2 separate regions of the Mus musculus genome follow, and region 2 is linked to region 1. A link is a loop called in an ENCODE intact Hi-C map of the cell type or tissue named here. Cell type or tissue: heart. All regions are shown on one strand.

Region 1 (8,000 bases):
CTTACAGCTGAGTATTGTCTTGTAAGAGTAATGAGATGATAACATTTGCAAGATGCTCTAGATGCTTCGATAAATCTCACCAAATAGGGCTCAGTGGATATGGTAACTTTCCAAAAATCAGGAAGGGACCTAGGAATCAGTAGAAGTTCATTTTTATTTTGTCTGGTCCACTAGATGGTAGAATGTTTCATCAGTCATTATACTGCGTTTCACACTTTAAACGTGTACAACACACCCCACACGTTTTGTCTGCATTCTGTCCTTCCTAAAGGTCATCCAAGGTCATCTGGGTGGGGTTGACCTTAACTGTATGGAGGAAGAAATTAAAGCACAGAAATTAGGAGTCTGATTACCCGTTAATTAATCCACTCATCTGTTTTATAAATATTTATGGAATAAATATGAATGGGAGGTGTTAAGATGCAGAGTGTTTAAGTGACTGTCTGAATGTTCCAGAATGACTTAAGGGCCAAGCAGAAAGGGGAAAATTTGGTTCACATCATTGCGTTCCTGATAGGAGGGGAGAACGCTTACAAACCTGCTAGGGCTTCTTAGCAACTACTGACCTTGGATGAGGATAACTGCAGATTCAAATTGTCCTGCCGTTCATCTTTGCTCCCCATCACGTACTTATTAGCTTCTTAGGAGGCAGTTTCTAAAAAGCTCCCTGTATTTGGAAGCTGCTGAAAAGCTAATGAATTTCATCTGACTTAATCAGGAGGTAAATGTGGGAAGAGATGACAAGAGCATTCGAATCAGTTCACTGTAAGATTGTCAGGGGAAGATGGCATCTCATGTAATTCAGGCTAGTCTCCAACTTGCCATGCTGCCAAGCCCGGCTTTGGTCTCCTGATCCTCCTGCCTCTACTTCCCAAGTGCTGCGATTACAGACTTGTAACTACTGCATCTAGATTGACATGCAATTTAAAGGAAAATAATGGTTAAGAATGGGATGTAATTTCCCAGAGCGCATAAACTTTCTCCTCTCACCTGTAATATGGATACCCCTCGGCTATCAGTGGCTAGACTTGTCTTAGAAATAGAATCTTCTACTGTTGCCAGGGGAGAGATTAATTTGAAATTATTTGTTTCTTTGAATCACTCATATTTAGATAAAACCACGTGATATGGTAGGTATGTTGTCTACATGTTCTAGCTCGGAGGACAAAATAGGAAATAAGCAATTAAACGTTATGGTTTTTGCAAGCTAGAGGATCTCTGTGGGTTGGGGTGCATCACCTTGTCGCCCACCGATGTTTTGCCTGGATTCATTCTCGTGTAGATATTTTAACTAATGCCACAGTGCTAACGATAAGTCTCAGACTTGCTCATCTTACAAAACACCTTCGGTTATTCTCTGCACCTGTTAAAGGTCAATGAGGGTATGTGTAGCAAACTGTGGGTGGTGGTGGTGGATGAGAGCCAGCTGTCCAACTTCCAGACATGCTGACAGAGTAGCATTGTCCTCACGAATCTACCAGCATCTGGTCTTCAGTTTTATATTTCCAGAAAGGCTGTTTTTATCTGTGCTTCAGCATTTATCTGACTCACGGAGACTGACTTGGGCTCAATAAGCGCTCTCTCTCTCTCTCTCTCTCTCTCTCTCTCTCTCTCTCTCTCTGTCTCTCCCTCTCCCTCTCTCTCTCCCTCTCTCTCCCTCTCTCTCCCTCTTTCTCTGTCACACACACACACACACACACACACACACACACACACACACACACAGAGTCCAGAATTCTAATTAGTTAAATTTGAAGCACAGTTCAGATAGTTGTGTCAGCCTAATGAAGCATTCTCTCTCTGTGGAAGCCATATGGAGAGCCAGCTTATGATCTGAATTTTTGGACTCTGAACAAGGGGAATTAAATGATCGCGGTGATTAATGGCCCCAAGCTCTGGAATGGGACTCTTGTAGGTGACAGAGACACAAGGTCATCATAGTCAAAGGGTAAGTTTGTCAAAAGACGGCATGCAAAATCAGTGAGGGAGCCTGCCGTTAGGATTCCGGTCCTGTGGCGTTTTCTTCATTAGCTTCTTCCCTAAAGTAGAGACATTGCATATGTAGCTCCCGTCTCGGAAGAGTGACTGGCCCTTTTCTTTCGGTTTCTACTAAGGGAAAATCCCAAAAGAGATGCCTGAGTCTGGCTTTGGGCCTATCAGCTCTAGACAGGAAAGACAGAGGTAAAGCAGAGGCACAAGGCTTCTGGCACCCAGAGGTCCTCAGTCATGGCTTAACTCACTGTAGGCTGCCATTGAGTCTGTGTAGACACAGAGGTCTTCCGGCTGTACTCTAGACCTGACAGATCTACCTTTAACCCCACATTCACAGGATTTCTGACACACCAGGGGCATATGAATACTCATCCTTTCACACCTTCAGAAATGTTTATAAAGGTTCTTTATTAATAATCTAATGTAAATAAAATGGTACTGCACTATATTTTTTTTTTACTTTACAATCCACTAATTACTGGACTTATAGTTTAATTTATTGTTCCACAGCAATGACCCTTCCTGATTTCTTTTGCAAATCGCCTGTGTGTACCTTCAGTTGATTTTCTTATTGGAAAATTTAAAAACTCATTTACAAAAGCTTTAACATTTTTTATTCTGGGGACTAATTCTGTCTTGGTAAAATGTTCGCAAATATCTTCTTTGAATTCTCTTGGTAACTTTATGTATGGCATTGTTTTGACTATTGGAAGAAAAGACATACTATATGAAATATCAAACTGTTAACCTCTTAGAAGCTGCATATCTCGTGTATAATGCCCGCGCCTGCTTGTAAGGTGAGACTAGCCAGTCGTTGCAACATTATTTTGCTCACACTTGGTCACTGAGCCCTTCCCATCAGAGCTGCGCCATGCTTAAGCAGCTGGATTTCTGAGCTCTGTAGTCTATCCAGCTGGTCTGTTTGTATACGCCTTCAGCAGCGGCACTGTCTAATTACTGTGACATTATTCCACTCCTTTGTACCTTGTGGGATGAGTTGAGCCAGTCTGTTCTTCTTTTCTAAATTGTCATCCTCCCACCTCCATTTTATGGAATTCTATGTCTATTAGAATTTCTTTGTCAAGTTCCAAGGTATACCTTGTATTCTGAGTCACGACATTTAATCAGTCAGGTGACAAAATGATCATCATCAATGAGTTGTCTCATTCATAAGTAAAGAATTATTCTAGAACCAACAAAACTTTATAAGTTCTCCTTTATAGATGTATCCTATAGCTTTAGTTGTATCCGTTCTTCTAGGAAACTTGGAGAATATGGTACAGTTGTGAGCACTTTCCCTCTCCACATTTCCATTCTTTGTTGGCTGATACATGGCTAAACTCCTTTGTACAGCAATCTTGTATCTGATAACCTTGTTTAGAACTTGCTTGGCATGTTCTCTGGGATTTTAAATTTTTTTCCTCTTAAGAGAGCAGCATTTTGCATTCCTACTCAAAGTATTGTGCACTCATTCTTGTTCCATTTTCTGGGCTCTGCATTACACCTTTAAAGACACAGGCTGATAGAGGGCTCCATCAGCGATGGGGAGCATTTCAGGAGGAAAGAATACTCATGGGCTTAATTTTGCTGCCCTCATAGTAGAGTTACCTATTTCTGCTTATTTTAATGTTGTTGGGTTTTCCCACAATCCCAGGTCATCCCATCCAGGTACTACTGCTGAGGGAAATGGGAAGAGCGGGAAGTTTGCTTATTATCTTAGTTCAAGAGTGCCATCTTCTGTTAATCCACTGAAGCAACGTTTAATTGACACGGGGTGGGGTAGGAAGTGGAGACCTGCTGCCACTGTGGGGCTGTGTTACAGCTCCAAGATCCTTAATTTCTTAATTGCCTCTCTCTGTTTCCAAAACAGTGCATTCCCAGAACTGTCATTCTGTTCATTCCTGCTTGAAAACAGTGGTTCAAATCCTCCCATCGAAGTACCTCTCTCCATCAGGGTAGGATGCTGTTTTTGGAGGAGATGTCTATGGTGTTCTGTCTACCCACAAGCCCTTGTTACCTTCTCTTCCCCTGAAATTCCTGCCAGAATCTGGTCCCATGTGGGCTTTAATTTAGCTCTAGAGGCAGGATTTAAAAAAAAAAAACCTATCCACACACAATTTGAAGCTTGTAGAGTCAAAGTCAAGATGATAGCAAGTGTAAAGGTCCCCTCTGGTTTTTATTCACAATTCTAGAATCAGAAAATACCTCATCCTACGAAAGAAAACAGAGTGCTCCCGTGAGCTAAGCAGACAAGGCTCTTTTGATAGAGAGCAGAAACAAAAGACTTGAATTGCTTTTGTTCTTTGTAAAGGTTAAAATATTCTGGGTCCCCATATCCTTGAAAGAACATATAAAATAATTTAGTTGGGGATGGCAGGCATAGAATTTGACACAAACCGGTTCCACTTTGATTTGGTCTGTTGGGTCTGGAGCAGGAGTGGCTAGGAACTTATTTAAAATAGTGTTTCCCATGCTCCACTATGTTCTCCTTAGGGACAAGTGTGCAAATTCGTTCTCTTTGTTGTTGACCTACCCTTGTTTGTGGTTTTTGGAGGCTATGGGTAGACTTGGGACTAAGAAACCAATGGCAGGAAGGATGTTTTACAGTCTCTCCTCTGTGACTGTGTTTTATCTTTGGAATCCCGCCTTTTTCTGCCTTACATATCTTACATATTGTACGTGTAGTGATGTAGGATTCCTAGGCATATTCTTGGTGAGTTGTTCTTTTAATCATGGGTAACGGTCGCTAGAGCCAGTGATTTTTACATTTTTTTTCCTTTTCCATATCCTATTATTGGAAGAATATATCTCTTGGCTAAGACTTAATTGTGTGTTTATATATTTTTTTGCTTTTATGCTTTCTTTGAAAATAATTTTATGTTAAGTATTAAGGCATATAGATGGACTTTTAAGAAATAGTGTGATATTCAATTTAAGGCCAAAAATATTAAATCCTTCACTATTTTGAGTTGCTAAATTTTTCCTACTTCTTTATTTTCCATCTCCTTCCTTTCTTTCTTTCCTTCTTTCTTCCTTTCTATTAAATTGATCATTTAAATTTTATTTACTGATTTGAAGATTAAATTATTGGACATCTGATTCATTTTATTGTTTTGTTTTGTTTTCTTTTCTTTTGTTTTTGAGACAGGGTTTCTCTGTGTAGCCCTGGCTGTCCTGGAACTCATTCTGTAGACCAGGCTGGCCTTGAACTCTGAAATCTACCTGCCTCTGTCTTCCAAGGGCTGGGTTTAAAGGCATTCACCACCACTGCCCAGCCTGTTTCATTTTGTAATTTTTGTTTATCCCTTGATAATTTCATGTGTTATAGAATTTATCTATACTTCCATCCTCCTCACTCCTCTGGTTCCCACACCATATGTCTACCTTCCACCTTTTCTTCTGCTCTTACTCTTCCTTCTTCCTAATTTTCTATTTTTTTCTAGCAACCCACTGACCACTGGGTCCAGTTAGTACTGCCTGCATACTCACTAAGATAGGTCTATCCACCAGAGCATGGCTAAAGCCCCAAAGAAGAAAAATGACATCCCTCCCCTAACAGCTACCACTTGCCAGTAGCTCTTCTCCTCTTCATGCTGGAATGTTGACTGACTATGCAGGTCTTATGCCAATAACCACAGCTACCTTGAGTTCATAAAAGCAATGACTATGTCATGTCTGGAAGACATTACTCTACACAGAAGTCCTCCCCATCTTCAAAATCTTCAATTCTTTCTGCCCCCCTTTTATGTGATATTTTCTGAGCTTTGAGGTATATGGATGGATATTGATAAGGAACCAATTTAGATCTGAGCACTCAACAGTCACTTATTCTCAGCATTTATGACCAGTTATGAGACTCTACACAGATTGCTTTTTACTGAAAAAGAAGCTTCTCTGACCGAGGTTGAAAGCTGTGCTATTTAAACATAAATTTTGAGAAGATAGTTTGATGACATGCCCAATTATCAGAACAGTACTAAGTTCCCTCCTAGGGCCTTTGACCTCCCCAACCATGGAGTTTTAGTTTTAGGGTTACAGTACCAGGCATGAATTCCCCTCTGTGGAGCAATCCTCAAGTCCAACTGGAAGGCTATTGGTTATTTCCATAACAGTCATGCCACTGTTGCTATGGTAGAGAAGATGGCATTATTGCAGGCAGAGTCCACTGATTGCTTTTCTCTCCCAGTGGTCTACATAGCATCTTCTAGCACTATAAATGCTATCTGGCAGGGAGAAAGTATCCAGGTTAGTTCCTGTTTGATTTCCTTTGTGTCCTTTAACCACTGTTCATTGTGTCTTCAGCAAATTATCTTACCATATAGCCATAGTGGACAACCAAGAGAAATGGCAGTAGTTTGAGTTGTTTTGGGGGGCTCTAATTTAATATGCTATCTCTTCTGGAGGAAGCACTTTTTCCCTCTTACAGGCTACCTATGTTCAGACTTCTTTTTAAACTGTATTTTTAGTTAGTTTACAAAGGAGTAGATTTTCATAAGACTTCTTTCATACAGTCCTAATTTTAGTTGACCCACCCCAACCCCCTCCTCCTCATCTCTTTATCCCCATCTTTACTTAAACCTTTAACGCTAGCATGCCCCTGACCACATCCTGTGACTTTCCTATCACATATGTTCTACTATCTCTTCCCCCTCCTTTTAGGACTTCTCTCCTCTCACGTGAATTTCTAGTTTTGTTCTTTCACTCAGAGGCACTCAAACTCAAGTGTGTATCAGAATTCTCTAGAGGGATTGTTAAACTTCAGAATGCTGAGCCCTGCCCATAGAGATTCTAATTCAGTAAATTGGGATAAGACTCAATTGCAATCATACCCTGGGTTTCACGTCAGCAGATTCAATCAATCTTGGAATGAAAATAATTGAAAGGAAAACAACTCTTGGCTAAACATGTACAGACTTTAAAAAAATAATTATTTCTGAAACAATGAAGTGTCTACGCTACTTAACATTTACAGTATGTTAAGTAGTATAGGCAATCTAGAGGTAACTTACAATGTATAGAAGGATGTGCTTGTGCTATACACACATACAAATGTACAGAAGGCACTTGAGCATCTAGAGTTTGCTATCCACTGTGTCTTCCTCCAAACACAGGAAAGACTGAATTCTCATAACTCTCAAGCTCTCGGGCACTGATGCTGCCAGGAAGCAACACTGAGAAAGCTGGCAGTAGTTGCTGGTTACCACCAAGCTAAATCTTCCACCCAGATCCATTAGCCTGCCTAAATTGGATTTTGTTGTTTTGAACAAAACAACAACAACAACAACAAACAAACAAACACAACAGCAACAAAAAGAAAACCAAGAAAATCTAGATATTTTCTTTGACTATCCATTTCTAAAATATTGCTGGGAACACAAGTACAGTTTCATTTTTATAGAAGAACAAATTATTCTTTACCCAGAATTCTAAATATAGGAACTAGGCTCCTTTTGGCTTGTAACTGGGGTTTGCCTAGTCTCCTTAATGTGCAAGTACAGTGAGCCTAGGATCACTTTGCTTACTCATTACCTATAGTTAAAACTCTGCCCTGGAGGCTTAGGATGTCAGCTCTCTTGGTTTTCATAGTGTGTGTCTTCATCTCCATCACTCTAGAGACTTCCTTTTGAACTGGGCTAGCTTACATTCCCAGTGGAAGACAAACGATTCATCTAGCATTTCTGTATGGTTAGGAGGTAGAGGCTGGGGACAGTCTATGATCTTAGACACCTTGGTATCTATCACAATCTCTTTAGTCATTACCTAGCACAGAATGTGGGGCATGAGGTCAAAGGATTTTTGAGGGAGAAAGTGGATGATAGAATCTGGAGACCACAGAGCACCTAGGATTCAAACATGGGACTTGGTAGCTATAAGTGCTAGGACAGGAGCACATTGCCTTGTGAAGAATTAGAAGTAATTGAAGGAATGCTTGCTGAAGACAGGTAGAACTGTGGAGGGCCTGGGAAGACTGGACTTAAAAAATTTTATCAGTGTCGATCTTTCCTGAA
Region 2 (8,000 bases), 380 kb before region 1:
TCCCTGCCCCGCCCCCTTTTCAGTTTCCCCAGGTATGTGGCTCTGTATTAGTTTTCTGGTCCCTGCCCTTAAACAGACTCCTTCATCGCCTGTGCTCTGACCACGCTGCTCTGGCTTCCTCAGTGTTCTTTAAGCAGGCTGAGGACCTGTTCCTGCCTCAGGACCAACCTCCGAGCCAGCTGCTTTGTATCTGGGTCAGCCTCACAGAAGTTGCGTGCAGGGTCATTGCAATACGCGTGGTCAGCGATCACACGGTTGTTGCAGCAGGAAGCAGTTCAGCGCCTGATGGGGAAGCAAGGTCAGAGGACAGGGAGACCAATTTCTCCTGAAACCTTTGGAGTATCATTGTCCCACATCCTCCAGAATGCAACCCCAGGTGAATGTTGCACACCTCTGAGTTGTACAAATCGTGAGTGTCCCAGGTCAGGAGAAACACACGCCAGGGTTAGATTGGCGGGAACTCTGAAAACCCAGTGGCGGGCCACGGTGGTGGAAGGGATGTTCTGGAATGTGGGCAGGGTTGCTGGGAAGCCCTCCAAGGGTCTGTGTTCCAGCTTGATAACTTTCTTTCGCTGCTTGATTTACCTTTTCATGAAAGTATCTCGAAAGGCAAAACAATCGAAGGGGGAGGGGCTTTCTTCCTTGCCACGCCCTCACCTGCTTTGGAAGGATAAACCAAAGGATCATCAGATGACTAGAGAATTGAGGACAATAAAAACACTGCGTGCTTGCCTTCATCTGGAGTACTGTAGCATTTTGCTGTCTGCCACCAGGTGGCGGCAGAGTACCACAGTTTGACCCAACGACCCAGGGTGGGGATGCGGGGGAGACATAACAGGACCCAGTGACAGGGAAATGCCTGATCTACCCGAAGCTCCTGCTGTCACTCATAACACATTTTTTTTTAAGTGAGAAATGAAATAGAAAACAGGTTTCATCCTATGCCTTCCTAGGTGGACCCCATGATCTAACTGTTCCAGGCCCTCTGTGCTTTTCACGGCAGAAAACACCCTGGTCCCATCTCCCGACTCACTTCTTCAAATTTACCTGCATTTGGGAGCTCCCAGATAGAGACTTTACCTTATCAGTTTTGTTAATTTAGACAATTGCCAAAGTTGTCCATCAGGCCCTGATGTGTGTAAGTCTATGGTGTAAATTGCTGAGAGTCCTTAGCGATGTGGGCATGCTACTGCACACACACACACACACACACACACACACACACACACACACACACACCAGGGGCTGGGACCCACCCGATGCGGAGTGCAGGAGGCATTGTGTCCTGATGATGCTGTACCTTTGTTACCAGCGATTTGCTTTGATTGTGTGTGTGTGTGTGTGTGTGTGTGTGTGTGTGTGTGTGTGTATGTCAGAGGTCAGAGATTGATAGTCACTCATAGGCTGTACTGGCTGGACATCGGGTCCCTCAGGAGCCTGTTGTGTCTCCTTACTGCTCTGCTGGGTTTACAGGCCTGCCCTGCCATACTGTCACCCTGGGGCTTTTAATGGGCCCTGAGGATAGGACCCAGGTGCTCAGGCCTGCAATGCAAGTCCTTTATTAGATGAGCCATCTCTCGTGTTCATGAATCAATTTTTAGTAATAATTGTATCCAACATTGTTTCCTGCAGGGGATTCAGAGCTGGGTGCCACACACCATGGGCTTGGGCTGTCCCCACGGGAGATTACACACCCAACCCTCTGGTGAAGCCACCAGGACACAGTAAAGGGCTGTGGTCATTTTTTTAAAGACCAGTGTCCCTCTGGAGTCAGTGAGGTGGTGACATTCCACAGCTCTTTTCCTTCCGTGTTCTCTTCACTAGGAACCAGGGCTAGCTTGGGGGCATGGGAAGGAAGCTGCCTCTCTCGCTGACTGGGAGATGAATGTATTCCCTTCAGCTTCTCTGGTGGAATGGTCTGTACAATTCTCCTAGGGACTCAGACCTGCAGGCAGCTGCATTCAGTCTGGGCCCTTTTAATTAGCAGTTCAGCGTCCTTGGCCCACTGCCCTCTGGAGGATCCAAGCCTGTTTCCTTAACAACAACAACAACAATGGGAGGAGGAGGAGGAGGAGGAGGAGGAGGAGGAGGAGGAGGAGGAGGTTGCTGTGGCTGCTGTGGGGTCCCAGGTCTGTCAGATGGGAAAGGGTGGAGTGTGTGACCAGTGAGGGGCTCATCTTTGCAGAAGCAGGCGTTGTTCTTTCCAGCTTCAGGTTCTTGGAAGCAGACTTCGTGTGGGGAAGGTCCTGTATCTGCTGATGCCCTATAGCACGGACCAAATTCCTTTTACAAATGTTAGGAGCTGGGCAATGGTAGACGGTATGGAAGGATGCCAGGTCAAAGCTATTTAGCGGGTATCAAGGAGCATAGCGTGCTTGGGCTGGCTGCCTCTGGCTTCTTCTATTCCCTCCTGTGCCTGGGTTCCTCTGGCGGGTGTGTGGGAGTGAGGCACTCCCTATGGCTCAGCCAAGTGCCCCTGTACTGGCCAGGAAGAGACCTGTGTGAGGTGTGACCTCTGGCCCCAGCAGGGCTGGCTGCCCGAAAGAAAAGCTGAGGCCATGAGGAGAGAGTGGCATGGAGCTAACCACTGTGCCCACCCCTTCTGTGGTAGGAAACTGCAGGAGGGGTTTGCTGTAGTACACCTGGCCCGACACTCAGCAGCTGAGGGGTGTGTGTGTGTGTGTGTGTGTACACATGTGTGCATGCTGATGGCCATGCAGCCTGTCAGCCAGCCACAGTGGGCATGCACTGCCATTCTCCTGACATTACACAGCCCTGATTCTGATTAGCTTCCCAAATCTCATTTGCTCTTCTGTGCCCAATCTGAACTTGGGAGTCACAAGGGGAGAATTCTAGGAAACAATAGTCTAAATTTTAAGTCGACTCGGGGAATTCTACTGCATTCTTTTTATGCTGCCGTGTGTGTGTGTGTGTGTGTGTGTGTGTGTGTGTGTGTGTGTGTGTGTGTGTGAGTTACTCAATTACTCACCAGGCTGTTCCAGGGCTTATGTCTTTGGATTGTATGGTCTCCACTAAATGACTTGACAGACTCCTGGGTAGTCTATAAGCAGGGTCACTGTACTGCAACCAGCCTGACACTAGGGCTCCAGGATCTGAGCCTGCTCTTAGCCTCTGGGTTTGCCGAGTGGAGTCCCAGCCCTGACTCTGCCTGCAGTTGTAGTGTCCTCATCTGGAATGATCCTGTGGGTAGGGGAGGTCTATAAAACTCCTGACTCCTGCAGCTGCCCACCGGGAATCAGGAGCAGTTGTGACTTTTCTCTCCTTATTCCACCAGAGGGAGTCATATCTAGTGTTTGGTTTCTGAAGCCTGGGGTTTCCTTGAGAGAAAGCAAAGGAGGTGCTGGGGAGAGTTGAACACACACGCTGAAGCAATTAGCAATTAGAGATGTGTGCTTACAGTTCCTAGGTCACCTCCATCTGCCAAAGCCACCCTTTGCCTGCCAAGCTCACTGCGGTCACCGGAGTCAAGCGCTGTAGGGAGAGGCTGGCTTCCTGGCCCTCGTGTGTGCTACTCTGTCAATGTGGGACACCAAGAGTCCCCTCTCCAGTCTCAGAAAGGCCCTTTCTAACGAATCTCCATAAAATAACAACCACCAAATTTACTCCATGCTAAATGAAGAGGTTTTAAGTTGTGGTAGAAGATATGGAAACATAAAATGTTTACCACTTTAACCACTGGAAATTTAAAGTTGAGTGAAATACATTAAACATAATTTGCATTGCTGCATGTTGAACTTCATTCAGGACCTCCCATGGGCAAGATCAGTCTGCCGCTGAGCTGACTACCTGGCCCGAGCTGCTGTGTGTGCGTGTGCTTGTATGTGTTCCAGTGTTAAATGTATGGGTGGGCATGCACACATGGAGACGTGTGGAGGCCAGGGGTCGTATCAGCAAGTGTTCCCCTCAATTACTCTGCAGCTTATTTTTTGAGACAGGGCTCCTCAATGACCCTAGAGCTCATAGATTCAGCTAGACTGCTAGCCAACAAGCCCGAGGGATCCTCTCTCTTCACATCCCCAATGCTGGAAATAGACTTTTTACCTAGTGCCAGGGACAGAACCCAGGTCCATTATGCTTATGTGGCAAGCACCTTATTGGCTAAGTCTTCTCCCTCAGCCACCTTAGTTGTTTTTAAGTGAGAGGTTTAGTAACCAATGTAAAATACACAATTAACCCTCAGGGCTCACACAGTCTGCAGAGTCTTTAAAGAAGGGATCACTTCGTATCAGGGGACCGAAACCCTAGGAGTGCATTTGCATTCAACATTGGAGGAAGGTTATGTTTTCTGCGTGCCTTAACGTCTTGTTCATTAACAAAATTAACCAACCACTTTGCTTCCTATAGGTGATGTGTTTATAAAAAAAAGATAAAGAGAAGGGGGATTTGTTCTATGGGGGGGTGGTGGTGAGGTATGGGGCAAGCAGGGTGTCTCAACGGGCTCATGCCAAGGCATCCCTTCCCCCTGGGGGACCAGTCACAGGACAGTAGAGTATAGTATAGAATAGAGTTTATTCAGGGCGTGGGAAGGAGAGTTAAGAGGGCAGCAGAGGCAGAGAGCAAGAGTAGAGGAGTAGAGGGCCCCCATGAGCACGTGGAGAGAGGGGGGAGGGGGAGGGGACAGAGGAGGGAGCAAGAAGGCAAGAGACAAAGAGGGCAAGAGACCAAGAGAGGGAGGAGTGGGGCAAGCAGCCCCTTTGATAGTGGGTCAGGCCCACTTGACTGTTGCCAGGTAACTGTGGGGAGGCGCATACCTGGCTATTGCCAGTTAACTGTGGGGTGGAGTTTAGACAGAATGCTAATAATAGGTCCTCCTGCGCTAACAGTTTTTTGACGTCCCTTTCAGCTGCAAACATTGTTAGTACTAGACACACAGGCCTCACAAGATGAACGCGCTCAATGAGGTCAAGTGACCGAAGAGCAGATAAAGTAGGACTTTTAGAAGAGTAAACCTGGACACTATGCCCCTCCTTAGATTTGGGAACAAAACACCCATGGAAGGAGTTACAGAGACGGAGTTTGGAGCTGAGATGAAAGGATGGACCATGTAGAGACTGCCATAGCCAGGGATCCACCCCATAATCAGCATCCAAACGCTGACACCATTGCATACACTAGCAAGATTTTATTGAAAGGACGCAGATGTAGCTGTCTCTTGTGAGACTATGCCGGGGCCCAGCAAACACAGAAGTGGATGCTCACAGTCAGCTAATGGATGGATCATAGGGCTCCCAATGGAGGAGCTAGAGAAAGTAGCCAAGGAGCTAAAGGGATCTGCAACCCTATAGGTGGAACAACATTATGAGCTAACCAGTACCCCGGAGCTCTTGACTCTAGCTGCATATATATCAAAAGATGGCCTAGTCGGCCATCACTGGAAAGAGAGGCCCATTGGACTTGCAAACTTTATATGCCCCAGTACAGGGGAATACCAGGGCCAAAAAGGGGGAGTGGGTGGGCAGGGGAGTGGGGGTGGGTGGATATGGGGGACTTTTGGTATAGCATTGGAAATGTAAATGAGTTAAATACCTAATAAAAAATGGAAAAAAAAAAAAAAAAAGAGTAAACCTAGCGATTCTGCAAGCCTCGCGGTGGCTTGGGGGCAGTGCTGGGTGAAGGGGTGGAGCTTCCCAGGGGCGGGACTTGATGCGGGGCGGGGCTTGCCCAACTAAAGCTAGCGGCTCAGAACAGGCTCATTCAGGTTCCCTCTGGTGAGCCTCCAGTTGTGGAGCCTTGTCTTTTGAGCAAATACAGAGATCAGGAAGGTAGCTCCTGCTTCTCTCCCTGTCGGGTAAGGAAACCGAAGTATCTCCTTTGTCTTTAAGACCCCACTAAAGAACGTGGTGCTACCCAGCTTAGGTGGCCCCTTTCCCTAGCGATGAGGGTGAGTGTTGTGGAGGATAGCTCAGCTGGCAGCGAGGAAGAGAGAGGGCCAATGCGAGGCTGGGCCTCTTGGTGAGGAGGGTGCAGCCCGGGCCATGGAGATTCTCTTTGTAGGATTAGCCTGCCAGGGCCTCTGTGTGTGTGTGTGTGTGTGTGTGTGTGTGTGTGTGTGTGTATCTCATGCAACTCCGGTCAATAGCATAGGTAGGCCAGGTGAGCCAGGAAGAGTGGTCTGTGACCTTTACAAGAGAACGAACTTGTGTCATCTCACACGAGGGAGAGAGGGGGATGAGGGGGGAAAGAAGACTAGCAGGAAGCAGATTCCTGTTGTAGCTCTCATCCTTATCTCAGTTCTCAGACGGAGGAGCGCCTGTGTTGTTTCTTCAGAGGTGACTGGGTAGAGTGTTTTTAACACTGGTGACGGGCAGGGGGAGGATCCAGCATAGGCAGGGCCACTGGGGCAGTAACTGATTTCTTAAACCTTAGGGTCTTGGGCTATAAAGGAGAAGCGGCCTTTGCCTCCTGCAGGTGTTGTAGAGATTAAACTATCTATAGCACTTTGATAGGGATCTGGCCCAGATGCCTTGGCCTAGAACCAGCTGAGACTCATCGTTTGTACGTGTTAAATCTATCTCTCCACTCGACCTAGCAGGCTGCGATGGGGCACTCTGCTCTATGTGATGGGAGAAGAGGCTCTGCCAGGGTTTAGATTTAGTCGACCCCCAAAGTGGAAGTAAGGAAGCTTTGGGCTGGTATTGCGGGCCTCCGGTATGGCTGGGTGGAGGAGGAGACTAAAGAGCCACAGCGGAGTGAAGGTGATCTGGCCAGGGCACACCTACCTCCAGGAGGGGACAGTCTTGGAGGAATGCGATTGGCTGTTGAGTTACTTCCTTCTAGAGCAGGTGGTTAAAAAGCGAGGACACCCATGGGCTTGGCCGCTTCTGCAGGCCACTGGCTCGCTTTCTGCTTTTCCACAGGGGCCTCTGGACAGGACAGTGGTATGAGGCTGCTCGGATCTTCTAGAATTGTGAGTCAAGTGATTTTCTTTTGAAGTGATTGTCCATCTTTGTTCTCATAATTTAAAAAATGACATTAATATATTATTATTATTATTATTATTATTATTATTATTATTATTAACTGAAATTCTCAGAAAAAAAGACTCTACCAGGCTGACTGACTGATTACAACTTTGTGTTTGTGGAGAGCTGAGATGTTAACAGAGCCCAGATCAAACTATGTTGGGGTTCTTTTTAGCTTTCCTTACTAGCAATCTATGGCACCCATCTCTGTGTCTGGCCTAGATCCTTGGGACTGTCCCATGAACCCTTTTAGGATTTAACACATCACCGCTTTCTACCAATGCTAAGGAACGCGTCAGATTCCGCCCATGCATTTGAAAAGTGCGTGGATCTATAGTTCTCATTTGTTCTATAATTATGAAGACTCCATGAAACTGTTACCACATTGATCCTGGCATTTGATAGCTGCATTCCTAGGTTATGATAGCTCACATCTGGTTCTAAAGCAGTGATTCTCAACTTTCCTAAGGCTGTGACCCTTTAATAAACATAAAATTATCTTTATTGCTACCTCATAACTGTAATTTTGCAACTGTTGTGAATATAAATATGTAAATATGTAAAAATAATAATGTAAATATCTGACAGGCAGGATATCTGCTATGGGACCCCTGTGAAAGTCCTTCAAATCCCAGAGACGGTCATTATCCACAGGTTGAGAACCACTGCTCTTGAATAAATTCTCTCTTCCCTTTGAGATTAGAGCTCAACTTCTGTATTAGTCAGGGTTGTCTAGAGTCACAGAACTTATAGGTCATCTCTATATAGTAAAGGAATTTGTTGATGACTTACAGTCTGCAGTTTGACTCCCAACAGTGGTCAGCAGCAGCTGTGAATGGAAGTTCAAGGATCTAGCAGTTGCTCAGTCCCACAAGGCAAGCAGGCGAAGGATAGAGAGAGAGTCGTCCTTCTTCCAGTGTTTCGGGTTGACAGTTACCCTGTGATGTTTTGATGTAGAGGTATCAATAAGAAAAACAACTTCTGGGATATCCTAGATTTAATTACTGAAGGCCAGAG

Evidence for each region. A loop is a pair of places that touch in the nucleus more often than their neighbours do. Peaks named below come from ENCODE experiments on the same cell type or tissue, not always from the same donor. Only the 100,000 strongest peaks of a DNase experiment are listed, where the experiment ranks them.
Region 2: it touches region 1 in a loop (6-fold over the local background); 15 of 42 quality-filtered maps call a loop at or near these places.

Annotation. Positions count from the first base shown.
Region 1 is chr19:23,572,617-23,580,616 of GRCm38, reverse strand. All of the region lies in intron 4 of 1700028P14Rik (RIKEN cDNA 1700028P14 gene), which reads left to right. Among named protein-coding and RNA genes, the nearest start is that of 1700028P14Rik, 76 kb to the left of the region's middle. In heart, a CTCF peak has its summit at 3,729 (motif pointing left); no DNase peak of the experiment used is centred here.
Region 2 is chr19:23,954,488-23,962,487 of GRCm38, reverse strand. No RefSeq gene overlaps it. Among named protein-coding and RNA genes, the nearest start is that of Gm34076, 41 kb to the right of the region's middle. In heart, CTCF peaks have their summits at 773 (motif pointing right) and 3,291 (motif pointing right); DNase peaks (open chromatin) are centred at 757, 1,977 and 6,827; H3K4me3 peaks cover 339 bases; H3K27ac peaks cover 2,566 bases.